Linked DNA regions of Homo sapiens: region 1 is linked to region 2. A link is an interaction called in ENCODE POLR2A ChIA-PET data of the cell type or tissue named here. Cell type or tissue: PC-9. All regions are shown on one strand. Each heading gives the region's core, and the rest is flanking DNA. Links, peaks and the distances in the headings are about the cores only.

The links. ChIA-PET counts read pairs that join two places held together with the same protein. Peaks named below come from ENCODE experiments on the same cell type or tissue, not always from the same donor. Only the 100,000 strongest peaks of a DNase experiment are listed, where the experiment ranks them.
Region 1: POLR2A ChIA-PET joins it to region 2 with 16 read pairs; 4 of 35 experiments call an interaction of 5 or more read pairs at or near these places.

What each region holds. Positions count from the first base shown.
Region 1 is chr2:113,281,767-113,296,866 of GRCh38, forward strand. No RefSeq gene overlaps it. Among named protein-coding and RNA genes, the nearest start is that of PAX8, 10 kb to the left of the region's middle. In PC-9, for the core only: CTCF peaks have their summits at 1,556 and 1,755; DNase peaks (open chromatin) are centred at 1,455, 2,275 and 3,365; H3K27ac peaks cover 4,000 bases.
Region 2 is chr2:113,149,460-113,164,559 of GRCh38, forward strand. No RefSeq gene overlaps it. Among named protein-coding and RNA genes, the nearest start is that of PSD4, 17 kb to the right of the region's middle. RefSeq lists silencers at 7,603-8,132, 13,413-13,707. In PC-9, for the core only: no CTCF peak of the experiment used is centred there; DNase peaks (open chromatin) are centred at 7,842 and 9,092; H3K4me3 peaks cover 2,387 bases; H3K27ac peaks cover 2,296 bases.

The DNA of each region.
Region 1 (15,100 bases), core at 232-4,231, 130 kb after region 2:
CACTTTTTAAAATGAATACCTCATTTGCCAACTTTTCTTCTCAGGCTTGAGGCCCATAAGGCTTTTGTGGCAATATTATCAACTGGCAACTAGTTATAATTTTTTTAAACTCAGTGTTTTTTTGAGAAAATGTAATTCATTGCCAATATCAAAATACAGAAGTAGAGACGAGAGACTAACTCTGCCTTGCCTTTGAAAATGCAAGAGATCTGGCCGCAGATCTGAGCGTTTCTTTGTGGAAATGAACATTCTTTCAGGTTTAACATTCCAACAATCCTAGGTAATTGCCTAACTACAGTGGTTTTTGAATTTGCATAATATCCCACAATTTGTTTAATTCTATGCTGATCTGCTGAGCCTTCAAAAGATGTTCTTTCTTTTCTGGACTCAGCTGTAATGCACTGGGCTGGTGGTAGGGTAATAAAGTGCCCTGGTTTGCCCTGGACGAAAACCAACAGTGTTTTCTAGATGCGAGTTAAAACTGGGACTTTCCCGGGCAAATCAGGATGAATTGGTCATCCTAGCTGATTAGAGTGTGGGAGTGGGATGGTTTGGGGGTCTTTTATAAGCTGCCGTGTTTCAACTGACTATTGGGTGGGTGATTGTTTGCACACTTGGGTCATTCTACCTGCTGGCTCAGGTGACTGAGACCCTTGAACTCCAGTAGGTCCATGAGCTCTTCCTCTTACTCCTATGTACCCTGGTTTCTCTGGGCACAATGCCCAGAGACCAGCCTCGAGGGAAGACCACTGCTCCCAACAATCCTCCTGGCTTACTTGCCACCATGCCACTTCCCCTACGTAACGAACCATTGTTGGGACTAAAGTACATCCCTTCAGGAAGAAAACAGCAGCTCTCTACTTTGCATCAGAGGTGAGTGTTCCAGCCCTAATTGTGTAGAATGGGATGATTTCTTCTGCCCGAACCTCAGTTTCCCCTTCTGCATGATGTGGATATAGACGGGGGGCTGGGGAGGGTCAGACCCACCTCGTAGCTTTGTTGTGAGGACGAATAAAATTATGAATGTGAAGGCCCTTTGAAAACTACACCTCTGTACAAAAGTTAATTATTATTAGACAACAAAGGCAGAGGAATACATCCAAAGAGGGCAAAGTTAAAATGTCCCTAAAGTTTTGCTGTGGAAGTCGGTTCCTTTAATCCTTTCCCAAAGGAGCCTTGGAGAGGAAAGGGCCAGTGAGCCCGTGCCTGTGGGTGCAGGCGTGGGTGCAAGGGTAGCAGTGGGGCAGGGGTGTCTGTGAGGGCAGCAATTAACATTCGTTGACCCAGAGAGAGGGGAGAGTCAATGGCAGAAGGCCAGCACCCCAGCAGAACTTCCAGCAGCGACTTCATCATTTTGCAGAGGGCAGAAGTGTTCAGGGCACTGGCAGTTTTCGCTCCACCCTCTCCCCTCACAGACTTGCCCAATCCTGCCGAAGCCACGTGGGATTTCAACCCTGTCCCTGCACTCAGGAAATGGCCGACAGCCTGCCCTGGGGCCTCCTGGTGGCAGTGCCTGAAAATCAATCATTAATTATTCCAGGTTCTCCACCTCCCTAGGCTTTGAAAACTCAGAAATAGAAATATAGGTCCTGGCAGGTGAAAGGAAAAGAGCCACTGGTTGGGCTGCCGAGGGCAGTTTGGAAGAAACCACTGGTGGCATTTGTCCAGTTGGTTTGGGTAGGGATGTGTCCTGGGCACTTGTCCCTTGGGCTCTTTGCCCACCCCACAGCCTTTGGCAGCAGTTGCCTGGGCTTCTGGAAGGAGACCCTGGTACTTACAAATGGGTGGAAAAAAAACTTCCTGGGGACACAAAAAGGAAGGTGACAGAGGGAGATAAAAGGATTGACGTACACAGCTCAATTTTTTTCTCTAGTAATCATAGTTTTTTTTTTTTTTTTTTTTAAGTTAGAAAAAATGAGCTAGACCCTTTTGGCAACCCATCTTGCAGATGAGGAAACTGGATTCTAGGGAAGGTAAGTAGAGAGCAAGGCCACCCAGCTAGCAGACAGCCAACTAGGTGGCCAAATAAAGCACCAGTGACTCAGGCTTTGCCTTAAATATTATAAATTCTACTCACTTCAGCCTAGTTTTTGCTACTCTCCACACCTGCCCCTTCCCCTCAGGAAGGAAGTTTCTGGAACCCAGGGAGTGGCCAGGGTGAGGTCAGACCCCCAAGGCTGGAAAACTTTCCTACCACGGGAGAGGAGAGCAGCTCACCAGGCAGGAATGCCCTCCCCTCAGCTAGGCCCCTGTGGTCCAGCCCAGAGCAGCAGGAGTCAGGACGCAGGAATCCTCTCAGACCAGTGCCAGGGCCCTGGAGTGGCTGCCTTCCTGACAGCTGTTCTTGGGGAAGTGCCAAGGAAAAAACCCAGGCCCAGGGCTTTTCATCAGATTCAGGGTTGGCTTTTGTTCTTTATGGCCTTGGAATGCCAGCAGTTCCTGCTGTGGGCACAAACCACGGAATAGGGCCTATCCTCCCCAGCTCCTGGCAGTGCCCAGGGGCCTGGTGAAGGGACCAGAGACTCTGCAGGTTTGAGTGGGGCAAGGGAACGAGGTTGAGGCATAGAGAAGATTCAAGAGATCTAACTGGCCTTTTGCTTACCCCAGGAGGGCTTCTGGCACATTCTGAGTGCAGTAAACTTGGGTGCTTCGCCCACTCCTTCATGGGGCTAGGCTCACTACAGGGCTGTGTCCTCTTGTGTCATGTTGTGGACCACACAGTGCCTGCCTTCCCTGCATCTGAAGGAGCAGACTTGAGGGCTTAGGGGTCTGGAGCCCCGTTTTCCTTTCTATGCTTCAGTGGCTATCCTTGCTACTCATGGCCCCCACACCAGGGTGGACATACCATTACCCCAAGAGAATGCTAAGCATGGTATTTCCTTCTAATAACAACAGTTACTACTACTGTTATTTACTAAGTATTACTTAATGCCAGGAACTGTGGAGTGCCTTATACACAGCCCCATTTATCTTTCACAACACCCAGTGAAGCCAGGGCTTTAAGGCAACTGGGCCACAGAGGGTGCTCTGGGTCACCCAATTGCTGAGCAGCAGAAGCAGGATCTGAACTCAGGTCCATCTAACACCTGAACCAGCATTCTCTTCACTACCCTATGGAGTAGCTCCAAGGCATGGACAACTGTAATAACTCCAAGGAAGCATTAGAATAAACTAGAAAATAAACTTAAAAAACAGTGTCAGTGTTAGGGGCCACTAGTGGACTGTTGAGAAGAAGCTTGACCCCAGTAACGAGACGTGTGATTTTTAGGCCCACAGGGTGGGTAGGTAACTGAAAGGATGTAAAGGAAATCAAAGGCTGGGATCATGGTGAATCCCATCGCTCTCCGACTGAACTCCTACTGTGCTTGCAAAGCACAGACACAGAACACACTTGTGGCAAGAATGAGTGAGTCATCCATTTACACATTTTCTAAACTTGTTTTAAAATTCTTTCTATTTTTAGGCCTACCATATTTTATGTCACATAGCGTTTCCTATTATTTGTTCCAAACACCACTCCTTTGAACCTCCTGGAGTGTGCTGTGTCCGTGGTAATTTCTGTTCACTTTGTCCACATTCCCTGCACTTTATAGATTTTGATCCCATCTGCTCTGAGATTTTATTTTTTTAAGTAGAATCACTTGCTCCAGTGAAGATGGCCTAGAGTCTTGAGAGAATGATTTTTTTCCTATTTGGGGTCTGGTACACTTTCTTCCATAATGCAGAGAGACCATAGGGGTCACACTGCTGGGCTGGGAATCTGGTGGCCAAAGCCGGAACCCTGGCACATTCTCATACTGGCTGTGTGACCTTGTGCCAATCACTCAACTTCTCTGAGCCAGAGTTTCTATGTCTGAAGACTGAGACTAATAATGGTACTTCTCTCGTAAGATATTATGATATTTAAGGCAGACAAAGTGTTTGTAGCACAGTGAGTGCTCAATAAACGTTAGTGGCTGAAAGTCGAACTAGCCACAAGAAAGATGTCAGAGAAGCATTGCTCATGGACCTTGGTGTGGTGTCACAGTCATTATACCAGGGATACCGAGAGAGAGAGAGGTCCCAAAAATGGCAGCGGGGCAAGGCGGCTGGGGAGAAGGGGCAATGAGGGCAACCTGAGGAGGTGGTCTCTCAGGTGTGAGTGAGCTGATTCCTCCCTTCCATCCTGGATCTGAGTGTGCACTCTCTGGGGCTCAGGAGTCTGCTCTTACGGTGTCCAAGACTACAGTCACAGACAAGAGCCTACTCCAGCAGCTCAATGGGCTGCCAAGTTCTACTGTCTGAGAACCCTCTGAGTTCTGAGAGAGTGTTGCATGCTACCAGAGACCTGTGGCTCTGGAGAGCAGAATCCAGAATAGAAGACACCATTCCCATGGCTTCCAGAGCCATGGCATTCCAGGCTCAGTTTCCCCATGAACCCAGGAGGTGGAGGTTGCAGTGAGCCAAGATAGTGTACTCCACAAAAAAAGATTGTTCTGTAATGAACTGTATGCATAAATATTTTCCTGGAGAGATGAGAAGTGACAAATGGAACTGTGGGAGTACAGGTTGGGCACCTTTAGAATGAATATGGACAAGTTGGCTTCCCTTAAACCTAGTCTGTCTTGTCTTTTTGCAGCTTTTGAATATCCCTTTAAAGATTAAAGGTAAGCAGGTAGGGAAGTGTAAGAAGGGAGTACCTGGAGAGATTCCCCAGTCCAGGGCCATTGCCATTTTCCAGGCAGTGACCAAGGTGTACAGAAGTTTAGGATGCGCGTCCTGACTAGGTAATGCTCCTGCTCCTGAAAGGAGCCTTGACTGCCCACAGGTAACCAGGAAATAAAGAGAGGGTACACGTCGACCCCCTGAGATCCTCAAGCCACTTTGACAGGTCAAATTAGGTGACTGAGTTCAGTCTTATGGTTTCTTGTTCAGGATTCAAGAGATAGCTGTACTGCCATGTTTGAAACTTAGTCTCTCCATTCTAGAGCCCAAGGATTTGTGAGTTCTGGAAAGCACCCTGGACTCAAAGTCAGAGAGACCTGGGCTCGTGATACCGCCCTGCTCTGAGCAGTGTGACCTCAAATTCTCAGGTTTCTCACACTTAGTAAAACTATACATGTAACAGCCACATCTCATTAGCAGGGTGACATGAAAATGATTTGTTAACTATTAAGAAATGGAGAAAAGTAAGCGATGAGGCAATTATGATGATCAATATAGGGCCATAGTTCCTTTACCAGGACAGCCCTTTCTATTTTCCTGTCTTCCTCTCCTTTGATGTATTTAGCTGTACAAGCATTTACTGAGCATCTACTAAGTGCTGGACTATCTACTAGGACCTGGGAACACAGTGGTGACTGAAACAAGAACCATGTCCTCATGGAACAAATAAACAGATCCTGGTAGGGAGGTGTGCTTCATGCTGTAATGTGGCTGGAGTGTAGAGGGGGAGGTGCGGGGAGCAGTGAGGGTACCCCACAGAGTCTTGACTGTCCAGAAAAAGAGACCTCTAAGCAGAGACTAGAAAGAAGAGTTGGAATCCACCAGGCAAATGTGAGAATGTGAAGGTAAAGGTGGAATGTTCTGGTACTGGCAGAAAAAGGTCCAGAAGTCAGAGAGGGCCAGGTACATTTAGGGAACTGAGTTCAGTGTAGTGGGAGATAAAAATACAGTAATAGAGTGCATGTTTGTATGTGCGTGTGTGTGTGTGTGTGTGTGTGTGTGTGTGTGTGTGTATCTGCAGTGAGAGCTGAGAGATGGGTCTGGGAAAGTGTGTTGCGTTAGATCACAAAAATCTTTGTAGGATGTTGAGAAATTTGGACTTTATACTAAAAAGCAAAGGGATCTTAGCTGGGGAAAGTGAAGGAACAGACATGTTTTGGAAAGCTCTTTCTGGCTACAGTGTGGCGAATGGATTGGAGGAGGCCAGGCTGCAGGCAGGGTGGTGTGTTGGTGGGGCACTGTGTTCCCATAATTCTAAGGGATGATGGCAGCCCTGAGGATAGAGGGAAGTGGTGATGGGGATGAGTGGGGAAATATTGTCATAGTCAGCTTTTGACTCTCAGTTCTATCCTTGACTGGTGGTGATGGGCTGCAGCCCTGTGAAGACCAGAATGAGTGTAAGCCCCATCCTATCCTCCCATGTCCTTTGGTGAGCTTCAGCTTCCCCAAGCCCAGTAGTCACTGCAAGCAGATATAACTCCTCCCACCTCAAAATCTTCCAGTGGCCCAGGGGAAGTTTCTGTTTGATGACAGTCAGATCAGAGAATTGAGGAGGGGATGCTGGTCTAGGACCAATATTGCCATAGATGGGCTGATGGGATGCTTGATCCCTCACCTCCAAGTCTTGGCTCCAAGATCAGCTTCTCAGGGAACTCTTCTCCAGTCCCCCTATTGCAAACCAACGCTGCCTCCCCCACCACGCCGCCACCGGCTTTATTCCTTTCTCTCTGCTTTATTTCTCTTCACCATTTGACATATTGTCTGCTTCGCTTATTTATTTGTCATCTATCTCCCCCTAGTAGATGGTAAGTTACATGAGGGCAGGAATTCTTGGTAGTTTTGTTTACTGCTGTATCCCCAGTGCCTAGAACAGTGTCTGGCACAGAGACAATGCTCAGTAAAAGCTTGTGCTTACACAAGTGTTCGATGGAATGACTGAGTGGCAAGGGTAACACAATGACCTCATTGTGATGGTGTGGTGCTGGGTGCTGGGCACACAGCAGTTAATAAGATAAACACTGGACTGAAGTCTTAGCTGTGCCTGCCCCTCATTGGTTCTTGGCAGCTAGTGGCAGAAGCAGAAACTCAGTAGCCTTTTATTGTTTACCTGGGCATGCTGCCTGCCTCTCTCTTTTTTCTGGATAGCTGAGGACCCTCTGAGTAGAATATGGGTGAGAATTGGGCACAGACCATGGGCAGGGTCAGGGAGTGACTTCCCCAGATCCCAAAGGCAGTGGGAGACAGCCAGACCAGTCTCCTCCTCATCGGCACTCAGTCTCACCACCAAAGGCTCCAAATCTCTGGGCAAAGGTTATAGCACCTGCTGCCCAGGGAACATGTGACCACTTGAGCGCTGCTGGGTTGGAACAATCCACACAATCAGGCCATTGTACTAAACATGCAGGTCTCCTTGCCAAGCCACACCTCATTCCAGCACTGCCAGACCCTTTTGGGGCCCTGATTTACAGGTGCCCTGAAGGGGGAGGTATTGTTCTAATGGCCCTGCGGGAGGATGAGGTCACTTCTGTGGGACTGTCTTACTCTGGCCTGCGCTGAGATCCAGGGAGAAGTAGATGGGAGAAGGAGTAAATAACCGCTTTATAGCTTCAGGCCCTATGAGGAGTGGTAGACAAGATCATCACTGTTTGACTCCTGATGACATTGGCATTGACTATTGTCCTCCAACATTTGCTTTGCTTGGTGAAGACTGTTGAGCACTTGCTGATTTTTCAGAAGTCCAAAAGATTCTCTTCTGTCATGACTGGGTCCAGAAATTCCCATCAAGTCACTATCCGTTCTTGAAGATCTTCTTTCCCAGAACTGGTTCTCAGCAGACCATTAGACAAGGATTTGGTGCTACTGAACTCTTGATCTGTCCAAGATTGTGTTGGTTATTGTCCTTCTAGGAGCAAGGAGTTCTACAGGGCTTTGTACCCTGTTGACACTCAGGCCAAGGTCACTGGTAGGTTTCACTCCACAGGACCATTCAGTTACTGCAAGGAAGTCCCTGCTTGGGCCGTTTATTTTTTTCTTTATAAGTAACCCCAAAGGAGATGGCATGATGACGTAGAATCCAAATTGACTAAAGCAACCTTTTTTTTGAGACAGGGTCTCAGTCTGTCACCCAGGCTGGAGTGCAGTGGTGTGATCACAGCTCACTGCAGTCTGAAGCCTCAACCTCCTGGGCTCATGCAATCTGTCTGCCTTAGCCTCCTGAGTATCTGGGATCACTGGTGCACACCACCATACCCAGCAAATTTATTTTATTTTATTTTAGTAGAAATGAGTCCCGTCATGTTGCCCAGGTTGGTCTCAAACTCCTGGGCTCAAGCCATCCTCCTGCCTTGGTCTCCCAAGTCGCTGGGATTACAGGTGTGAGTCACCGTGCCTGGTGTCCATAGGAACCTTGGTTCTAAAAGGCAAGTGAATAAGGATATACCTTTGCTTGGTACGTTGCAAGATATTTGAGTGCCTGGCATGTAGTGAGTACTAAAAAAAGGTGAATCCGAATCAAGAAGCTTAAAGCCAACCAGGGCCATTGTGGGTTCTGGATATTAGTTATAGGTTCAGAGATATCAGTTCTGCTTTATCCCCAATCCTCATCATACCTTTCCTCAAAGAGAGAGGAAGAGATGGCGCCAGCACTCACCCTTTCCCATCTTCACTTGCAGGAAAGACACTGGTTTAGAAGTCAGGACCCAGGCATCTGAGATGCCCTTGACCCTGACCCTGGCTCTTGGGGCCCAGCAGGTGGTCTCTGTGTCCCATGTTTTGTCTCTCCAGAGTCATCCTCCAGGGGAACACACACTCACCCCGACCATGGGAAGGGAGGTCTGGCTAAAGGAGGAGGCCACTGCAATGACTGAACACCTACTTTGTGAGCAAGCACCAACTATGTGTCAGATGCTGTCCAAAGTGCGGTGTGTCCAACATTTTCACCATTCTTGGTGCCTTATCTCTAAGGAAAAAGGTCTGCAACCTTGAACTTCTGAGTTGGACTGTCTTGGAGACTCCTCTATGCAAGTTACTGTGGGACCTTACAGGTGATTTAGCCCTTCTGGACCCCCAGTGACCTCACCTGTGGAATGGGGATCATGAGAACACCTTCATTTCAGGAGTTGTGTGAGGATTAAATGAGATGATGAAGGCATGGCACAGGGCTTGTTATAAGGGCTCTGCAAATTTTAGTCATGCGGGTGATGATGAAGAAGAAATGCGAGTGCTCTAAAGGCTCCCCAAGGTGTTATCCTTGGCTTCGCTGCTGCCTAGAATTTGCAGCGGGGCAGCAAGAAGGCCCTGATGCTGGCAGTCCTGGGAAGCCTGAGTGTTTCTCACTTGCCTAGTGGCCTGGGGACAATCACTTTCTCCTTCCGCACCTTCAGATCGGGGTCTGAGGGTTGAGTCCCCAGGGCTCTGGGTCAGAGGCACAATGTCAGAGTTGTTCCAAAGGACAGAAAGTCCCCTCTCCTCCAGGCGCCCAAGCCACACCCTTAACTCCTCTGGGTCAGGCCACCTCCTGTCCCCTCTGCCTGCTGAAGGTGGGAGGAGTAGGGAGGAGGGGTGGGGTAGCAGAGGAGAAGGGCCCTGGAGGAACGGCGAGCCCTCCAGGGCCAGGGTGTCTCTCCCCCTCCCCGCCCAGAGCACAGCGGACTTGCTCTAGTTCTCTCCTCCCAGCGGCTGGGTCTCCAGGTGCCTTCCTTTAATTAAAAGTATTTAGCCTTCCGCTACACTGGCCTTCATTTGCATGGGATCCTTCTTTTTATGCAGCCTCAGTATCAGAACGAGCCAGGAGGTTAACGGAGCGTCGTCGTGCAGCGTCCCGGGACACCAGGGCCCAGCGCGCGCTCTGCTTCCCGGCGCTGCCCTCTGGGACTCCGCAGGCGGCGGCTGTCACGGGGCTGGAGCTGTCAGGTTTCCAGCCCCTCCGCCCCGCAGGGCTGGGCCTCCGGCGCGAGGAGAGGCGCAGCAGGTTCCCCATCCTCCCCTGGCAAAGCGCGTTCACAGCCCGCCTCTCCATGGGCTGAACGAAGGAGGAAGACAGCTGTTTTCTGATCACCTACGTGCTCCAGACACTGGACTGAGTTCCATGGGTATTCCAGGGAAGGACAGTCACAACTCCTGCCTGGAACTCATAGCTCCTCAGGAGGAATCTGTATTGGTGTCTACACAAAGGACTATGACATCAGGTAGCAGGTGGTTAAAAACTGCAGGAATGTTTCACCCGAAGTGGCACTGCTTGTTAGAGAAAAGCGGGACACGAACTGTCAGCGGCAGATCCTTACAAATGTTTTTTGTTTGTTTTCTTAGATGAACATTCTGATGCTTAAGGTAATCAGGCAAATTCACCAAGGCCATGTAGATGGTGGCAGGCGGGCCTGGGGTTTAAACCCCAGCCAGCTGGTCTCCCAGGTCCATCTTTTCCCATTCAGGAGAGGAAGCTGACTGCGTGAGACCAGACTCCTTTCCCTCCAAGTACTTGCGCTCTGATGGAGGCTCAGACACAGACCTGGGAGACTCCAGATCACGGTGTTTGTTTCTGACTCCAGTCGCCTCTGTCTCATGGTTCTGGCTTCCTCAACCGACCTGAGGTTTTGTCTGTAAACTGCTCCTGGCCTGCTCACTGTCCCACTCCAGTTCCTCTCCATCCCCAGGCCAACATCCACCCCTTCCAGCTGCCCCAGGGTCTTAGGGACCAAGGGACAAGAGCAGGAAGGAGGCCTGATTCTTACAGATAAGGAAAGGGAGATGCAGAACAGGGCTTCTCCAGTTCTGCTGAAGTTTTTACTCATTACCCCAGACTGACTCAGGAGTCCCACCCCCCTCACTTCTGTAAGCTAGTTCGGATGGTCCTTTTCTACAAATTTCTCTTCCTTGGACTAGGAGACAGGCATCATGGGGGTGGGGTGTGGTAATGGGGGTTGCTGTGTTTCATTTCCATGCAGAGCGTCTGATGCAGAGTAGACAGCCAATATATAGTGAATGAATGAATGGATGGGTCATAGATTGGGCTCAGAAGTAGACGTAGACGCCCATGTAAAAGACAGAGGAGGAAACAGTGTGCACGAAAAGGTGGAAGGGGTGTGGAATCCCTTAGCCACCAGCATTCTGTAGTCTTCCAGAGAGTAGACACCAGAGGTCATGCCACAGCCCCTCCCGTGATGCTCCTGAGGAAAGCAGGCAACATTTCCTCTCACTTTGCTCTGTGGAGCCTCTGGAACTGGGAACCTAATGGACCACATTGCTGTCTGGAGTCAGCCCAAAAAGACAGCCAGTTAATACACTTCTAGGTCTGGGGTAGACCTAGGTCCAGGGACGGGAGAAGGAATGATGAGCTCAGGATTTATATTAGAGGTGTGTTTTCAGCACGTCTTTAGTCACTCCTTCCCCTTCCCTGCCCACCGGTGAAGGACCTAGAAGATGGAAGTCTTTCATTAGCACTTTCTCAGCCATGCACCCCGAGTGGGCTGAGCTCTCTTGTCTCACATCTCCTTTGCCACGGGTGCTGTGCTGAGTTGGGGGAAGGCGGGGAGACTGCTTGAAATAATGGCAGCATTCATATCCCAGAGTAATTTAATAACATTATCTCATATCATTTTCATGAGCAATTGATGAGGTAACTGTTGATCTGTTTTACGGATGAGCAAAGTGAAGCTCTGATGAGCTAAACACCATACCCAAGGTCAGGTCATTTAATGACTGTGTGCAGAAATCAGGACTTGGACCCAGGCCTTCCAATTCCAGAGTCTGTCTCTGGGACTGGGGAACACCATCAGGAAGGGAACTGGAATCTGGACAAGATTGAATCCCCAGGCTTTGCCCAGGAAAAGTGGAATCTTCGTGAATAGGTCACTTGGAAGAACAAGACAAGCGTCTTGCTTGAAATGACACCCAATAGGTCAGGTCTCTTCTCTATTTCAGGCACTGTGACTTTAGAGATGTGTTAAAACACAAATATTTTTGTTGGGAGTAGTGTGATGATATTAAGCCAAAGGCTCAGCAGAGTTATTAGCAGACACTGGACCCTTCAATGAGCTTGCCATCACTCAGAAACCAGAGAGCATGACCCTCAGGGAATAGATCTTTAGGGCAGGTGCAATTTGATGGAGATGCAGGCAGGCTGGGAATGGGAAGGGAATGAGGACAAGGATCTGAACAGTGAGCTCTGTGAGTGGTGGGATTCTGAGGGCTGCAAGGAGAACATTCTTAGAAGCTTTCTGAGGCCAGAACCTGGGACTGCCTTATCCTCTCTGAGTCCCCACTGACCTACACAGCTCCTGGTACATGTAGGTTCTCAATAAATATTGAAAAGCAGTAAGTAGTAATTGAGTGTTCCAAGAAGAAATAGTTGAGAGAGAAGATATGGAAGTAGGAGAGCAGACTGGAAGGCAGCTTTCATGTAGGCGAATTCCACTTTAGGGTTGGAGCCATGTGAGAGGGAGTGAGGTGGTGTGTACAGGTCAGTGTGAGCCGAAGCTCCAGTTTTCTCATAGTGCTTTCTTCACCTCCAAATGGACATTTCCAAAACATTTTTAAAAGGTTTTGTTGATTTTGTTGTTGAATATAAAATTGGGCTTACCCTGGAGTGGGTTGTGCTAGGGGTGGGAAAGGTGCTGGCTTAGTGGAGTGCAGACAGGTCCTCAACTGATTTAGGTGAAAAGAAAGGTCTTGATGGGTCTAGAGGCCCAAGGAATACCAACCCTGCACAAGGGAGGCTTGTTTCCACCCAGTGCAGACATAATAGCACGAGCAGTGCCAAAGGTCTTCTGGAAATTGTATTCTATTCACTGACACTCTTTAGTTGAAAAAATGGCAACCAATTAGGCCCAATTAGGCAAAAAATATAGGAGATGGGTTATAGAGATGCAGAGATGGGTTATGGAACCCAAGGTCAATGATGCAGCTGAGTTTCAGAAATGGCCAGAACCAGGACCCAGAAGGTCACTCACTGGGCTGCTGGCCATCTCTTTTCCTTCCTTCCTTCCTTCCTTCCTTCCTTCCTTCCTTCCTTCCTTCCTTCCTTCCTTCCTTCCTTCTTTCCTTCCTTCCTTTCTCTCTCTCTCTCTCTTCCCCAACTCTCTCTCTCTGTCTCCCCCTGCTCTGTTTCTATTGGAGCACTGGCTTCTCCTTCTGTATCTCTGCAGAGAAGTTCTCTTTTCCATCAGGCAAAAGGCAGGTCCTGAGATTATCCATTAGATCCTCACGAAGAGAGTGACCACTCTTCTTTCATCAAAGAGAATCCTCATCCCAGCCTGTGTTGCTTGACACCCTGGTCCAGTCCGCTCTCACTGAGGCTATTGGGGGTTCATTTTTGTGAATAAAGATTGCAGTTCTCAGAGAATAGGAAGTCAAGATCTTTTGGGCTGCTTAGACATCTCGAAGATACTCATTGAGGGTGCTTTCTCGGATGGCTTGGGAGTTTTCTAAATATCTGTTTGTCATAATTTACCTATCCAGTGTGCTGGGACTGACTGAAAGGTTGTTATATTCTTAGGTGGGACCAATAGGAAAAGCACATCCAAGATAAAAGTGCTATATTTCCTCTATACTTCTTTGAGTTGCACCACACTTGGGTTAATAGCTCCATTCTAAGCATTACCTACAAAGAAGGAGACTGAGAAAGAGAAACAGAAAGGACTAGGAACCATGAGAACAGTGTAAACCATGCCCACTGAGGATGAATTATAGGAATGAAGGATATTTTGCCTAAAAAATAGAAGACTGAGGGTGAAATAAAAGTCCTTTTTAGAAAACTAGACAGTGGTTATGAGGAGAGAGAATCCATATGCTTGGTGAGCAATGTGTGAACATCGTGGACAAGTCAGTTTTGCTTAAGTCTGAGCAGCACGTTTGAAGTAGTTGATCGGCCCACACTGTAATGGGCATTACCTTAGGGGAAGTTAATGGCCTATTGCTATGCTACAAGTCTTCTTTAAAAAAAAAATCAATAGGTTTTTGGGGAACAGGTGGTGTTTGGTTACATGAATAAGTTCTTTAGTGGTGATTTCTGAGATTCTGGTGCACCCATCACCCAAGGAGTGTACACTGTACCCATTGTGTAGTCTTATCCCTCACCCCTCCTCCCACCCTTTCCCCCGAGTCCCAAGGTCCATGTATCATTCTTATGCCTTAGCATCCTCATAGCTTAGTTTCCACTTATGAGTGAGAACATATGATGTTTGGTTTTTTATTCCTGAGATACTTCACTTAGAATAATGATCTCCAGTTCTATCCAGGTTGCTGCGAATGCCATTATTTCATTCCTTTTTATGGCTGAGTAGTATTCCATGGTATATACATACACCACAATTTGCTAAGAGTCTTCTTTAAGAGGAGGGTTGATGCTGGGGATGCTAAGCAGAGGAGACTTTGGGATTGGGGATTTCCAAACCTTATTGATCACGCAATTGCCTAGAGGAGTTTAAAAAATCATAGACTCTTGAGTTGGGGTGGGGAAGAATCTCCCACAGGTGATTCTGATGGTCATCTGGACTTGGAAACCATTGAATCGGAAGACCTTTAAGGTATGTTCAAATTCTAAATTTTGACAAACTTATCTACACCAAGTGTGGCCCCCAGACTAGCAGCATCAACATTATCTGGAAACTTACTTGAAATTCCAGTTCTTCAACCCCACCCAATACCTACTGAATCAGAAACTCTAGGGGTGGATTCTAGCAATCTGTGTATTGCTAAATACACACGTGATCCTGATGCCTGCTCAAATCTGAGGACCACCAATCTTCAGTATTTATTAGTAATTCTATTTTTATTTTATATATTGGAGTCATGAGTTCCGTTGCATTTACCACCTAATATGTTTTAGCCAGCCTTAAAGGTGGCCACTAGAGAATCCCAAAGGCCAAGTATTCCCTGCCTCCCACTATTTAGGCCCTTGTGTATTTCTTTCTCACGTTATCAGAGTTAGTCTATACGACCACTAGAGTACAGCAGATTGATGGTATATCAATCCTGAGGCTAGATTTTGAAAGACAAGTCTTCTGCCCTGCTCTTTCTTGGATCACATGTCCACTGCCATGTCATGAGAACACTCAGGTATCCCCACGGAGAAGCCTATGTGGAGAGAAACTGAAGCTTCCTGCCATCAGCCATTAGGAACCCAAGGCCTCCAGTCAGAAATTAGGCGACATTGTGGATGTGGATCCTCCAGCCTGAGTCAAGATTTCATATGACTGTAGGACTGGTTGACAGCTTGACTATAACCTCATGAAAAACCCTGAGCCAGAATCGCCCAGCTATGCAGCTCTTGGATTGCTGACCCTCAGGAATAGATGTCTGGATAATAAATGTTTGTTGTTCTAAACTTCTAAGTTTGGGGTAATTTGTTACATGGCAGTAGAGAACTAACACTAAACTCTTTTTCTCACATCTGCTCTGA
Region 2 (15,100 bases), core at 6,949-10,948:
GGGACTCACTCGCCTTCAAGGCAGTGGGCTCCCATCTGGCCCAGGGCAGGTCCAGAAATGCCGTCCAAGTGCCAAGGCCTGGAATCAGGGACCTCAAGAGTCTGCCTGGTGCAAGCCTTAATGTCTCTGGGGTCCTAAATAAACTTGAAAGCTGCAAGACAAAGTCCCCTCCTTTATTCTTCCCTCTGCTTTTCTCAAGCTGAAGGAGTCCCTTTCCATAGCTACCCAGCTGGGAATGTGCTGGGTCATACTTGAAGCCAGCATGGCTCTGAGTCTCACTCAAGGCCCACAGTGTATACTACCTGCCTACAGCTGCTGATTATTCAGGGCTCAGGGGCTCATTACTCGGCAGGTTATGAATCCTGCCAGGACTAGGTCCTTCCCTTCAAGGCAGTGATTTCTCTTCTGGTCCAGGGTATATCTAGAAATGTCATCTGAGAGCTAGGGCTTGGAATGTGTGCCTCAGGACTCTGCATAGTGCCCTATCCTACTATGGCTGAGCTGGTATCCAGGTTGCAAAACAACATCCTCTTTATTATACCTTCATTTCTCCTCAAGCAGAAGGAAGGAGTATCTTTTGGAGCTGTGAGCTGCACTGCCTGGGATTGGAGGAGGGGTAATGCAGGCCCTCCCTTGGCCTTCCCATCTGGCCTATCACCAGGTCATGTGCTCTCCAAGTCCACTGACTCTGAGCCCAGAACAGCACTAGGACTTGCCTAGGAATTGCAGTCCTTGTGGCTTAGATTGCCTTTCAAGTTTACTTAGGACCCCAGAGACCTTTAGTTCATGACATTAAGGCTTGCCAAAACTTAAGTTCCTTCCTCTGGGATGGACGATTCCCCTCTGGCTAGGGCTGGTCTAGATGCTCCCTCTGTGTGCATCAGCTAAGTTCTGCTTGGTGTTGCTTTCCACTGTGTCAGGGCATCGCTGGGTTCCAATACAAAGTCCGGCAATCACTGCACTATCCCTCCTCCATGCTCATTGATTCATTGATTCTCTCCCTGTGCCACATGGCTGCTGCTGGGGGATGGGGGAGGGGTGACATAGGTAATTCAAAACCGTCTTTTCTACCCTATTCAATGCCGCTTTCAGTGATATGAAGTTAAAACCAGGTACTGTGATGCTCACCTGATTTTTGGTTCTTTTTTTTTTTTTTTGAGACGGAGTTTGGCTGTTGTCGCCCAGGCTGGAGTGCAATAGCATGATCTCGGCTCACTGCAACCTCCGCCTCCCGAGTTCAAGCGATTCTCCTGCCTCAGCCTCCCGAGTAGCTGGGATTACAGGCATGCGCCACCACGCCCAGCTAATTTTGTATTTTTAGTAGAGACGGGTTTTCTCCATGTTGGTCAGACTGGTCTCGCACTCCCGACCTCAGGTGATCCGCCCGCCTCGGCCTCCCAATGTGCTGGTGAGTCACTGCACCCGCCCTTGATGTTTGGTTCTTATGAAGGTATTTTTTTTTTTACATAGATCGTTGTTAAATTTGGTGTTCCTGTGGGGAGAATGATTGTTGAAGTCTTCTGTATAGCCATCCTCCTCTGCCTCCCAGGCCTAGGAGTGAAATTCTGGGTCATACGGAAACTCTACGTTTCATGTTTTGAAGAATTCCCAAACTGTTTTCCAAAGTGGCTGCACCATTTTACAAACCTACCAAAAGTATATGAGATTTCCAATTTTTTGCAACCTTGCCAATACTTGTTATTATAGGTACTTTTTATTATAGCCAATCCAGTACCTTATTGTGATTCTGACTTGTGTTTCCCTGATTGCTAATGAAGTTGAGCATCTTTTCATGTGTTTATTGGTAATTTGTCTACCTTAGAGAAATGTCTATTCAGGTCCTTTGCCTATTTTAAAATTGAATTCTTCTTTCAATGATTGGGCTATAAGTATTATTTATATATTAGATACAAGTCCCAGGGTTCATTTTTTTAATCATATATATTTCTAGTTGCTCCAGCACTGTTTGTTGAAAAGGCTTTTCTTTCTTCATGAATTATCTTGACACCTTTGTCAAAAGATATGTAGATATATATTAGGACACTTTAATTCTGTTACATTGATCTGTTTTTATATATTTATGCCATTCTAATTTGAAGGATTTCCTCACATTTCCTGTGATTTCTTGTTTGACCTATGAGTTATTTGGAAGTACATTGCTTTATTTCCAAACATTTGAATATTTTCTTACATAGGATATTATTATGGGTTGCTAATTTAGTTCCGCGGTAGTCAGGATCTTATGATTTCTTCCATTGAAATTTAGAGATTCTTCTATAGTTCATGAATCATAAGTCTTGGTGAATACTCCATGAGCCGCTGAAAAGAATATGTATTTTGCCATTGGTGGTGTAATATTATATGATGTCAATTTGGTCAAGTTGAACAATTATGTTGTTCAAATCTGTATCCTTAATAATTGTTTGTATATTTGTTTTATTAATTATTGAGAAATGGGTTTTATCACGTCCAACTAAGTGGGTTTTCTGCTTCCATTTTTGCTTGACATATTTGGAAATTCTGTTGTTACATTCCTATACATTTAGGATTGTTATGTTTCTTCTTCTTCCTCTTCCTCTTGTTCTTCTTCTAGTTCTTCTTTTCTTCTTCCTTCTCTCTTTTGAGACAGAGTCTCACTCTGTCACCCAAGCTGGAATGCAATGGCAGGATCTTGGCTCACTGTAACCTCCTCCTCCTGGGTTCAAGCAATTCTCCTGCCTCAGCCTCCTGAGTAGCTGTGATTACAGGCGTGTGCCACTGCACGCAGCTGATTTTTGTATTTTTAGTAGAGACAGGGTTTCACCATGTTGGTCAGGCTGGTCTTGAACTCCTGACCCCAGGTGATCCACTCGCTTTGGCCTCCCAAAATGCTGGAATTACAGGCATGAGCCACCGTGCCCGGCTTGTTATGTCTTCTTGATAAATTGATCCTTTTGTCATTTTAATATGACCTTTTTTATTTCTGGTAATTTGCTTGTATTAAAGCCTACTTTGTCTAAAATTCATATTATATAGTATATTTTCCCTATACTTTTACTTTCAACTAGTCTGGGTTTTTATATTTAACGTGTGTCTTGTAAACACAGTATAGTTGGGTCTTGTTTTCTTAGCCTATTTGACAGGTCTATCTTTTATTTAGGGTATTTAGTGTAATTATTGATACATTTTCTATCTTGCTATTTGTTTTATGTGTCCTCCCTCTTCTTAATTTTTTCTTACTTCCCTGACCTCTCTTGGGTAAGCTATTTTTCAGTGATAATTTTTATATCTTCTACTGGATTTTAGTCTGAATTAATATTATAAAATATCATACACAACATAAAAATCTTACAATGTACTTCCATTTTTCTTCCCCTTCTGTGCTTTGTGCTTTTCTTGTTATACATCTTGCTTCTATAAATGCCACAAATCTCCCAAAATCTTACTATTTTTGCTTTAGTCAATGAACTTTTAAATAACTTAATACAAACGTGAAAAAGTATTTTATATTTATCCATATATTTATCATTCCCACTGCTCTTCATTGCTTCACTGTAGATTATAATTTTTATTTAATATCATTCCCTTTATCTTGAATAATTTATTTACTTTTCATATAATACTGTCGGATTTTATTTATTTGAAGATGTCTTACTTCCTATTTACAAATTTTTTAGGGGATAAAGTCACTGTAAGTTGCTAGCTTTTTTCCTTTTAGCACTTTAAAGATGATATTCCATTCTGGCTCGGCCTGGTGGCTTACGCCTGTAATCCCAGCACTTTGGGAGGCCGAGGCCGGGGGATCACTTGAGGCCAGGAGTCCGAGAGCAGCCTAACAGCATGGCGAAACCCTGTCTCTATCAAAAATATGAAAATTAGCCAGGCATGGTGGCGTGCACCTGTAATCGTAGCTACTTGGGAGGCTGAGGCAAGGTAATCACTTGAACCTGGGAGGCAGAGGTTGTAGTGAGCCGAGCTTGCACCACTGCACTCCAGCCTGGGAGACAGAGCAAGACTCCATCTCAAACAAACAAACAAACAAAACAACATTTTGTCCTCTGGCCTACATGGTTTCTGATGAAAAATTATCCGTCATTCCTGTATGCAATGTACATTTTTTTATTTGGTTGCTTTTAAGAGTTTTATCTTTATCTCTGTTAAGTCAGTAACTGTGAAAGGGTCTGAGTTTTTATTCTGCTTGCAAGCTAACTAGATAACCCATCACAATTTCATAGATTCTAATAGAAGATGGTGGAAGACAATTTATTACTCACAGCAGCAGTAATACACAGACTCCTTGAGCCCCACTTTTTTTTTTCTTTTTTTTTTGAGACAGAGTCTCGCTGTGTCGCCCAGGCTGGAGTGCAAAGGCGCGATCTCGGCTCAATGCAAGCTCCACTTCCCGGGTTCAAACAATTCTCCTGCCTCAGCCTCCAGAGTAGCTGGGATTACAGGCGCCCGCCACCACGCCCGGCCTTGAGCCCCACTTTCTACAGGGACTTGTGATGAGCTCCATATGTTACCTGAACACATAGTGAAGCACATTACGAAAAGGGACCCTGGTCGGGCGCGGCGGCTCACGCCTGTCATCCCAGCACTTTGGGAGGCCGAGGCGGGCGGATCACGAGGTCAGGAGATTGAGACCATCCTGGCTAACACGGTGAAACCCCGTCTCTACTAAAAATACAAAAAATTAGCCAGGCATGGTGGCGTGCACCTGTAATCGTAGCTACTTGGGAGGCTGAGGCAAGGGAATCACTTGAACCTGGGAGGCAGAGGTTGCAGTGAGCCGAGATGGTGCCACTGCACTCCAGCCTGGGTGACAGAGCGAGACTCCGTCTTAAAAAAAAAAAAAAAAAAAAGGGACCCTAATATTAGGAGGCCCTGAACTTACACAGGGGCTGTTGGCAAACCTGCCCAGGCTTCCCCCTGGAGGGCAAAAGTTGGGATGTCTCTTCATTCTGGGGTAATAAAGATACAGATATCGCCTTCATTGATGTGGATTTATTTATATTCCTTTTGGCACTTTATTTAAAAAATGGTTATATTTCTGCTGAAATGCCTGGTTTCTTTACCCGTTATATCTATATTTTGCTGAAAGTGTTTTTTAACCATATTTATCATAGTTTTTCTTTTTAATTCCTTGTCTTTTGATCCCAATATCTTGGTCACCTGTGGGTCTATTTCGATTGATTTTTTTCTCTTGACTATGGCTCACATTTTCCTGCTTTTTTGAATGTCTAATAATTTTTTGTCATATGATGAACATTGTGAATGATACATTGTAGATGCTCTGCATTCTATTTTCCTTTGAAGAGTGTCAAGTTTTGTTCTAACAGTAAGTTAAATTATTGAAAACTCACCTTGGTTTTGTGGAGATTTGGTTTTGTGCTTTGTTTGGATGAATTTCTTTTGGTTTTGTCCCTAATTCTAGGGTATATCCCTTAATGCTGGGATGCAGTCTTTCCTGCTAAGGGGTGGTCATTCTAGGGTTTCAGTGGAAAGCACAATAGAACCAAGTCCCTCTCAGATGGTGGAACTTTCCCAGAGACGGTAACTAACTGCTCAGATCTCTGCTCACTATTGATCTCCTTCAGGTTATCTAGATTCTTCCTCCTTGCATTGTTCATTCAGGAATCTGCCAAGAGTTTAAAGGAGTTTGCATGTAGTTGTTGGGCTTCTGTTCTTTGTGGCTCCCTCCTTCAGGATTTCCCCCCTCAAAGACATCCCACTCAGCCTCCCAAGTTTACAATTTACAAGTGTACCTCACACTACTGCTTATATTCCCTGCTAGCTGCAAGCTCTTGGAGTTTTCAGTTCATTGTTTTAACCAGTGCTTGGCATATATACAGTAGGTGAATACTGAAGTGAATATTTGTAGAGTGAAGAAATGAACTAATAAGTTATAGGATTATTAAACCTAGCATCAGATCCCCATCTAAAAAGATTAAGCAGTAGTGTTGCACATTGATTTAGAGCAAGGGTCCCCAATCCCCTGTTCATGGCCTGTTAGGACCATGTTGGGGGTGGGGGATTGAGAGCAAAGCTTCATCTGCATTTACAGGCACTCCCCATTGCTTGTATTACCACCTGAGCTCCACCTCCTGTCAGATCAGCTGCGGCATTAGATTCTCATGGGAGTGCAAACACTATCGTGAACTGTGTGTGCGAAGGATCTATGTTGTGCATTCCTTATGAGAATCTAGTGCTTGATGATGTGTCGCCGTCTCCTATCACCCCTAGATGGGATTGTCTAGTTTCAGGAAAACAAGCTTAGTGCTCCCACTGATTCTACATTATGGTGAGTTATAAAATCATTTCATTATATATTACAATGTAATAATAACAGAAATAAAGTGCACACAATAAATGTAAGGTGCTTGAATCATCCTGAAACACCATCCACTCCCACCTCCCCTATCTGTGGAAGAATTGCCTTCCACAGAAACCAGTCCCTCCCTGGTGCCAAAAAGGTTGCAGACTGCTGATTTAGAGCATGGTCTTTGGGTCTTGCCTGATTGCCTGTCCGTGCGTCCTTGATCAGGTTACTCAGCCTCTCTGTGCCTCAGTTTCCTCATGAGGTGTAAAGCTTCCTAACTCATAGGGTTGCCGTGAGGATTAAATGTTTTAGGACAGCTTATTGCCTAGCACTCAATAAATATTAGGTGTTATCATGGTTGTTGCTGCTTGTAGAGAGCCTGGTCAGCTTCATTTTAGCAGCATCAAATCAAGAAATGGACCTCTCTAGGTTGCCAATTCCTAGGGGAGCTAAAATGTTCACTAGATATTGTGAATAAATGTGAACTTTCAAGAGCCAATTCTTCAAGATGGATCCTGAGTGGCTAACTCGGCCTAAATCTGTTTTATTTTATTTTATTTTTCCGTTTTTACATGTCAAATAACTGGACTGTATTGGTCTAAATTCAAAATAGAGCCAAGTGGTCACTTGCTGACTAAAGGTCACATATGCTGAGCTCTCTGGAAACCAGCACCTTCTTGTTTCTGGGATTTTCAGAGCTCACCTGAACCAACCAATCAGAGCTCACCTGCCTTGGCCAATCAGGGCTCAGCTGTATCACCCAGTCAGGACTCAGATGTATTGATCGATCAGAAGTTGGCCTTGTAAAGCAATCAGAACTAAGCAAATTTCAAACCTTCATTTGCACAGGAAACCTGTGTGGGACCATTTGCTATGAAACCCGAGCCTTCCCTTTGTTCTTTGGAAGGGCACCTTTGTTTTACAATAAAGGTTGTGCCTCTCCAGTTTACAAACTGCTTACTGGAAGATTCCTTCTGGAGAACTTTTATTCACAATATACAGGAAATATGGAATCATTTAACTCAAAATGTCATTATACGGTGCCTTACATAGTTACAGAAATAGAAACCAGATAGTGCCATCAAGGGTGATATTGAAAAATAATAGCGTCTCGCCAATGACAACCTGTTCTGAGCTTATGTTTGCTAAAATAGATTGAGTGTAAAATCACAGCTATTTGCTTCTGTGCCACCAATCCCCAAACCAACTAGTGAATGTTCACCGTAAGCCAACAGTTACAGACAGGTGAAATTTGGAAATCAAATAATGCAACTTTTTCTTGTGCCCAGTGAATGGTAAATGAACAAGGGGTTTGTAGGGACTCCAGACAGTCCCTGTCAAGGCTCACGCGTATCTGGGGCGGGCCTCAGTTTCCGGTTCAGGTACTGGAAAAATAACCGGAGGGCTTTGCAGAGCCTGCGGCCCGGTAGCGCACAGGCCAGACGACGGCGCCGTGCGGGGCGCGCAGGAGGTACCCGGCCTGCCCGGCGGCCCAGCCCGGCGCCACAGCGGTCAGACCAGTCCCACAGCTTCGCCCCCGCCACCCCCAACCCCGGCCCGGCCTCAGCCCGCCCCTCCCCGCCCTGCGCCGCCGCCCGCCCGCCTGCGCTCCCGGAAACCGAGTCCCTCCTGCGAGCGCGCAGAGCCGGACTGGCCCAGCCCCCCGCGCGCGCAGCCGAGGCCCCGCAGCTCTCGCCGCCCCCAGCCGGCGCCTGGGCGCGGGGCCGTGGGGCGCGCGGGCCCGCGGGAGGCCGGAGCAGGAGCCCGGCGGGAAATGGGTAAGGGACCACGGGGAGGCCTGGGCCGGGCGGGGGCACCCCCGGCCGTCGCCGCCCTCGACGGTGACCGTGTGCCGTGCAGCGCTCTCGCCACGCCGGCGAGCACCTGCGGAGCGGCTGTCGCTGAGGGTTAGGGTCCCTGGAGCCGGAGAGAGGGTTGAGAGCGAGCAGGGGACCCTGAGGATCCAGCCTAACCGAGCGGCGGAGACTGGGACGGCAAGGGGACGCTGTCTCCACTGAAGGAGTCAGCCTGGGCTCTCTCGCCGCGGGCGACTCCAGCCGCGCTGTTGGATCCTGGCTCCAAGCCCCGCTGGCTGGCGAGCAGGAGGAGCCCTTAAAGCCATCCAGGTGTCAGAATCAGGCGACACTGAGGGCTTTGCTCCTAATCTGTCATGGCCCTGTGCCTCAGTGGTTTCTGGTGCTCATGACCAGGCCAGGCTGTGGCCCCGGCTTGGTGGGAGCTGCCCCCCCGGGACTGCACTGGGCTAGAGGACCAGGCAGCTCTTCTCTACCCCCTTGGGTGCTGGCCCTCCTCCTAGGTGTGTCTAGCAAGAAAGTATGAGAGATTTCTGGGAAGGTAAAAAGTGTCTGCACAGCTGACAAACTCATATCCCTCTAGGATTTCTTTTTGGCTCTAGAATTGTCTAGCTCATCTTTTCTGTAGGATGATGGAGCTAAGAATGTGAGTGAGTTCTTTGCTGGATTTTTCCACGCTGCAGGATGGACTTGCTGCTCTGGTCAATGCACTCGCCAGACCTCTGTGTCCATGGTCCGCATGTCTAGGTCAGGGGACCAGTATCAAAGTGAAGACTGGGCAAGTAAGCCCCACCTGCCCTTGAACCTCAGGCTTGGCCCCTCCCGAGGCCCAGAGCTGATTGAATGTTAATTAGCAACTAATTGGATGTCCATGAGACTCTCTACATAAAGAACACACCAAGGTCAGGTTTAGACAGTGTGTAGTGCCAAGTGATTCATTCTTTTCTTCCAGACGTGATATTTCCTGTATGTGAAGCATATAAAGAAGAGTCATTCATTCACTCATCTAGCAGATATTTACTGAGTGTCAACTACGAATCAGGCATGCAGGCACTGCGAATACTACTGCTCTTATTTGCATATGGGTTGGAAAGAGAAAATAAGCAAGTAAGCTGTTGAATGACATTATTTCAGAGAGCAATAAATGCTGAAAACACAAAACTGAAAAATTCCCAAAAAGAGGGATATGGGGCATGACAGTGAAACGTATAAGAGAAATTGGGCCTTAACTAGAAAGTGTAGCAAACAGACTTTCTAAATTAGGTGGGAAAATGGTCTCATGTTCAGGTCCTCAAAATCTAGGGGCACAGAATGAGGTGCCCTCTGTTCCTATCAGCAGGGAGTTATAAGCTGCTTATAAAGGATCAGTGAGAAATGAACTAGTGGTGAGTAGCCCCTCTCTAAGAGTATGTTTCTTATTGGGAAGCTTAAATCTAAGACAGAGATTAAGATTCCCAGAAAACATGGTCTATTGACTCACTCACTCATTTGTATATTTATTCAACAAATATTTATTGAAGGCCTGTATGTCCCAGGCACTATTCCAGGTTTTAAGGATACATCAGTGAACAAGACAATCCTGCATCTCACAGAGCTTATTTCTTGTGGGAGAAACAGACAATAAACAACATAGCAATTTTAATGTCGTGTCAGATGAAGGATCTGAAGAAAAGCAAGGCAGCTTAAGGGGTTAAAGTTGATAGGGGCTGCTGTGTTCAACAGAGTAGTCAGGACAGGCTGTGCTTAGATGAAATTTGAGCAGAGACGTGAATGTATGTGGGACATAGCCATGTGACTGCCTGGGGGAAGAACATTCCAGGCAGAGGGAACAGCAAGTGCAAAGGCCCTGAAGCCAGAGCGAGGCATGAAAATGCTGGGCATGCTGGACGAACAGGGAGGAGGTCAGTGTGGCTCTGGGGTGGGGAGCAGGCATCTCAGAGACTTGTCTTAAAGGAGGCTGGGGTAGGGCTCAGCCTTGACCAAAGGCACCCAGGAAAGCAGATGGTGTCCCTCACTGCTGTGGCAGGAAGATTTACAATCTCCAACTTATGGACAGGCCTGGTAGTTTATGCCAAGTAGGGCAAGAAGTGATCAACAGAGATGGAGAGCATGTCTTTTGCTAGGAGAGGTATCATTTGCTTTTCTTACTCACACTCTGCATCCTTCAAAACATTATGGGCAGCCTAACTAACATGGTGAAATCCCGTCTCAGCTAAAAATACAAAAATTAGCCAGGAGTGTTGGCGCTTTCCTGTAATCCCAGCTACTCGGGAGGCTAAGGCATGAGAATCGCTTGAACCCAGGAGGCAGAAGTTGCAGGAGCGGAGACTGTGCCACTGCACTCCAGCCTGGGCGACAGAGTGAGACCTTGCCTCGAAAATAAAATAAAATATAATAATCATCATAATAATAACATTATGGGGCCACACAATGAGAATTAAGTGGGCAGCAGACCCTGAGGTTTTCAAATTTAGTATTAGGTTGGTGCAAAAGCAATTGTGACGTTTGTCATTACTTTTAATGGCAAAAACCACAATTGCTTTTGCACCAACCTAATAAATGCCCAGGGAATGAAAGATGAGAAAAAACCTGCCTTCCGGGAAAATTCCAATAATCTATTTTTATTTTCATCCTTAAAACTATTAGATGATCTCATTAACAGGTTTTTCTTAAAAAAAAAAAAAAAAAACCAGCCCAAGAGCATATAAATCATTAGCATTTATTGAACACATACTATATGCCAGGCCCTACTTTGGGTAACTTGTGTGCAGTAACACAAATAATTCCCGCAGCAAGTCTATGCAGTTTATACTATTATGATCCCACTTCACAGATGGGAAAACTGAGGCCCAGAGCAAGTAAGAAAGTTGGCCAAGGTTACATGGGTAGTAAGTGAAGAATCAGAATTTGCCATCAGCTGGTGCCATTTTTGAGCCAAGTGCTCTCATACTATGCTGTAACAATGTCAGAGAGCCAACCTTGGGCCCAAATTTTGAAGATATTCTGTCCACCAAAATGGACTTCTGACTGCCCTAACTTTTGGAGAAGCTCCTAGTTGGCAAATGAAATTGGTCCCTTTATAAAATAGTCGTGGCTGGCCGGGCGTGGTAGCCTGTAATCCCAGCACTTAGGGAGACTGAGGCTGGCAGATCACTCAAGGTCAGGAGTTCGAGACCAGCCTGGCCAACATGGTGAAACCCCATCTCTACTTAAAAAGAAAGAAAGAAAGAAAGAAAGAAAGAAAAATACAAAACTTAGCCAGGCATGGTGGCTCACGCCTGTATTCCCAGCTACTTGGGAGGCTGAGGCATGAGAATCACTTGAACCACGAAGGTGGAGGTTGCAGTGAGACAAGATTTTGCCACTGCATCCCAGCCTGGGTGACAGAGCAAGACTCTTGTCTCAAAAAGAAATAAATAAATAAAATAAAATAGTTGTGGCCATGTGGCATATTCCACAAATACTGGTCTCAGACCATGGTGAGGATGCGGGTGCAGGGTGAGGACTACATAGGGTGCGGTAGGTCAGTGGATCAGATCCAGTTAGCCGGGGCTCAGCCTTGTGCCCAGGAGGCTAAAGCAGGAGGATTACATGAGACCAGGAGGGCAGGTTTTGTCCATAGTGCATGACAACAGATGGTTAGAGAGAAGACAGCTGCTGGGTTTGAGCACATTCTACTTCTCTCCTTCTTTAAAAAAGATGTTTTTAAGATAGTACTGGCCGGGCACAGCGGCTCATGCCTGTAATCCCAGCACTTTGGGAGGCCAAGGCAGGCAGATCACCTGAGGTTAAGAGTTCAAGACCAGCCTGACCAACATGGAGAAACCCTGTCTCTACCAAAAATACAAAATTAGCCAGGCGTGGTGGCACATGCCTGTAATCCCAGCTACTCGGAAGGCTGAGGCAGAAGAATCGCTTGAACCCAGGAGGTGGAGGTTGCGGTGAGCCGAGATTGCACCATTGCACTCCAGCCTGAGCAACAAGAGTGAAACTCCATCTCAAAAAAAAAAAAAAAAAAAAAGATAGAACTTACATAGGTTAACACTCTTTAAAAATATTTTTAAAGGCAATATTTACATGTATTCAAAAATCTTTTTAAAATATTAATGCAAACAGCCCTTAAGGTACACAGTGAAAAATCTCTTTCCCTCTCCTGTCCTGTCATCTCCAATTCTCCTCGGAGGCAATTTCTTGAGAATACTTTCAGAGCGACATATTCTATTTGTAAACAAGCATATATGTATGTATACCTTCCTTGTCTTCTTCTTTTTTTAAAACATAAATAGTAGGAAATAATACTTAGGTATGCACTTTTTAAACTTAATATACTTAATCATTCTGCTTCAAGACATATAGACAGGTTTCATCTTTCTTTCTTTTTTTTTTGAGACGGAGTCTTGCTCTGTTGCCAGGCTGGAGTGCAGTGGCATGATCTCGGCTCACTGTTACCTCCGCCTCCTGGGTCAAGTGATTCTGCTGCTTCAGTCTCCTGAGTAGCTGGGACTACAGGCATGCACCACCACAACCAGCTAATTTTTGTATTTTTGGTACAGACGGGGTTTCACCATGTTGGCCACGATGGTCTCGATCTCTTGACCTCGTGATCCACCCGTCTCGGCCTCCCAAAGTGCTAGGATTACAGGCATGAGCCACCATGCCCGGCTTTGCTTTTTTTTTTTTTGGAAACAAGGTCTCACTCTGTCACCCAGGCCGGAGTACAGTGGTACAGTCATGGCTCACTGCAGCCCGACCTCCTGGGTTCAAGTGATCCTCCAGCCTCAGTGCCCTGCCCTGCCCACCCTCTGCCCAGTAGCTGGGACCACAAGCAGGCGCCACCACGCCAGGCTGAATTTTGTAATTTTTGTAGAGATGGGAGTGTCACTGTGTTGCCCAGGCTGGTCTCAAACTGCTAGCCTCAAGCAATCCTCCCACCTCAGCCAGCCTCCCAAAGTGCTGGGATTATAGTCGTCAGCCACCACACCCGCCTTCATCGTTTTTAAGTACGTATATGCTGCTGTATCTCATTGAATGAGCTACCATATTTATCTAGCCAGTGCACTGTGGGTTTATAAGCTATTTCCCCCATCTCTATTTGTTTGCTGTGATAGACAATAACACATTAAGCATACCTGTACCTATATAATCTCAGTTCTGTGACTGTTTCAGCAGGAGGAATTCATAAATGTGGTTTAAAAGTTACTGCCAGTCTGCTTTCCGAAGGCATGCATGTCTTTGTACTTAGGAGAGTGCTGCTTTCCCCTCGGCTCCACCAACTTGATGTATCATCAACTTTTTATTCTTCCCAATTTGACAGATGAGAAAAATGCCATCATGCTATAGTTTAAATAGGTATTTCTTTCTAGTGAGTTGTGTTACAGGACTTACAAGCTATTTGTATTTCTGTGGACTGTTCATATACTTGGCCTATGTTTTCAATTGGGTTTTTGTTGTTGTTACTGAGTTATCATTTCCTCTTCATCTCTCATTCCTAGTCCCAGTGATTTCCCCTCACACTTACCCTCTAACCCTACCCTCATGAGCAACAGCTACTCTGACATATTTATGATAGGTTTATCCTTAGATTTGGATGTATTTAAGAAAGATATATGATGTTGATTTATATATGCATGTATTTTTAACCCTACATAAATTGCACTATGGAGCTGGGCACAGTGGCTTATGCCTGTAATCCCAGCCTTTTGGGATGCTAAGGTGGGAAGATTGCCTGAGGCCAGGGTTTCAAGACCAGCCTGGGCAACAGAGCAAGACTCTTGTCTCCAAAAAAAAAAAAAAAAAAAAAAAGGTAATAATAAAAAAAATTAGCCAGGTGTGGTGGTGCACTCCTATTTTCCTAGCTACTTGGGAGGCTGAGGCTGGAAGATCACTTGAGCCCAGGAGTTTGAGGCTGCAGTGAGTTATTATAGCATCACTGTACTAGAGCTTCAGCAACAGAATGAGACCCTGTCTTTATGGGGTCACAATTGCTTCGTGCTATAAATCCTTAAATTTTTCTTGCTTTTTAAAACCAGCACTATTTTTTTTTTTTTTTTGAGACAGAGTCTCGCTCTGTCAACGATCTTGGCTCACTGCATCCCCCGCCTCCTGGGTTCAAGTGAGCACGCTCAGCTAATTTTTGTACTTTTAGTAGAGACGGGGTTTCACCATGTTGGCTAGGGTGGTCTCAAACTCCTGACCTCCAGTGATCCACCCGCCTCGGGCCCCCAAAGTGCTGGGATCACAGTTGTGAGCCACCATCCCTGGCTAACCAGCACTATGTTTTTTTTTTTTTTTTTTTTGAGAGTGAGTCTCACTCTGTCTCCCAGGCTGGAGTGCAGTGGTGTGATCTCGACTCACTGCAACCTCCGCCCCCCCAAGGTTCAAGCAATTCTCCTGCCTCAGCTACTCGAGTAGCTGTGATTACAGGTGCCTGCCACTGTGCCTGGCTGATTTTTGTATTTTTAGTAGAGATGGGGTTTCACCATCTTGGCCAAGCTGGTGTTGAACGCCTGACCTCGTGATCCACCCTCCTTGGCCTCCCAAAGTGCTGGGATTATAGGCATAAGCCACCGCACCCAGCCACCAGCACTATTTTTTAAAAGATCTATTTGACTGCAGTGTGTACTCTTGGTTTGTTGCTTCTAATTGCTGCATTGTACTCTGTAGCTGGAGTTAGGGAGTTATTGTAATAGTCAATTCCTACTGGATTGGTCTAGAAAGGTTGTATGGAGAATTGGCATTATGGGGTGAGCCTCGAAGGATGAAGAGGACTGGGGAAGGAAATGGAGCTGTCCAAGAGGACGTATGAACATGCCAAGAACATTTAGGGAAGGACCCGTTGCCTGCTGAGGCCATAGGTCAGGGTGTGGTTGTGTGTGGTCATAGGAGAGGCTGGAGAGGTCTCAGATAACAGCGTTGGACATTCCCTAAAGCAATGGAAGAGAGAGGCAGTTAGGGGCATTGTTAGAGAATGGGGGACGAGGGTGCCAGG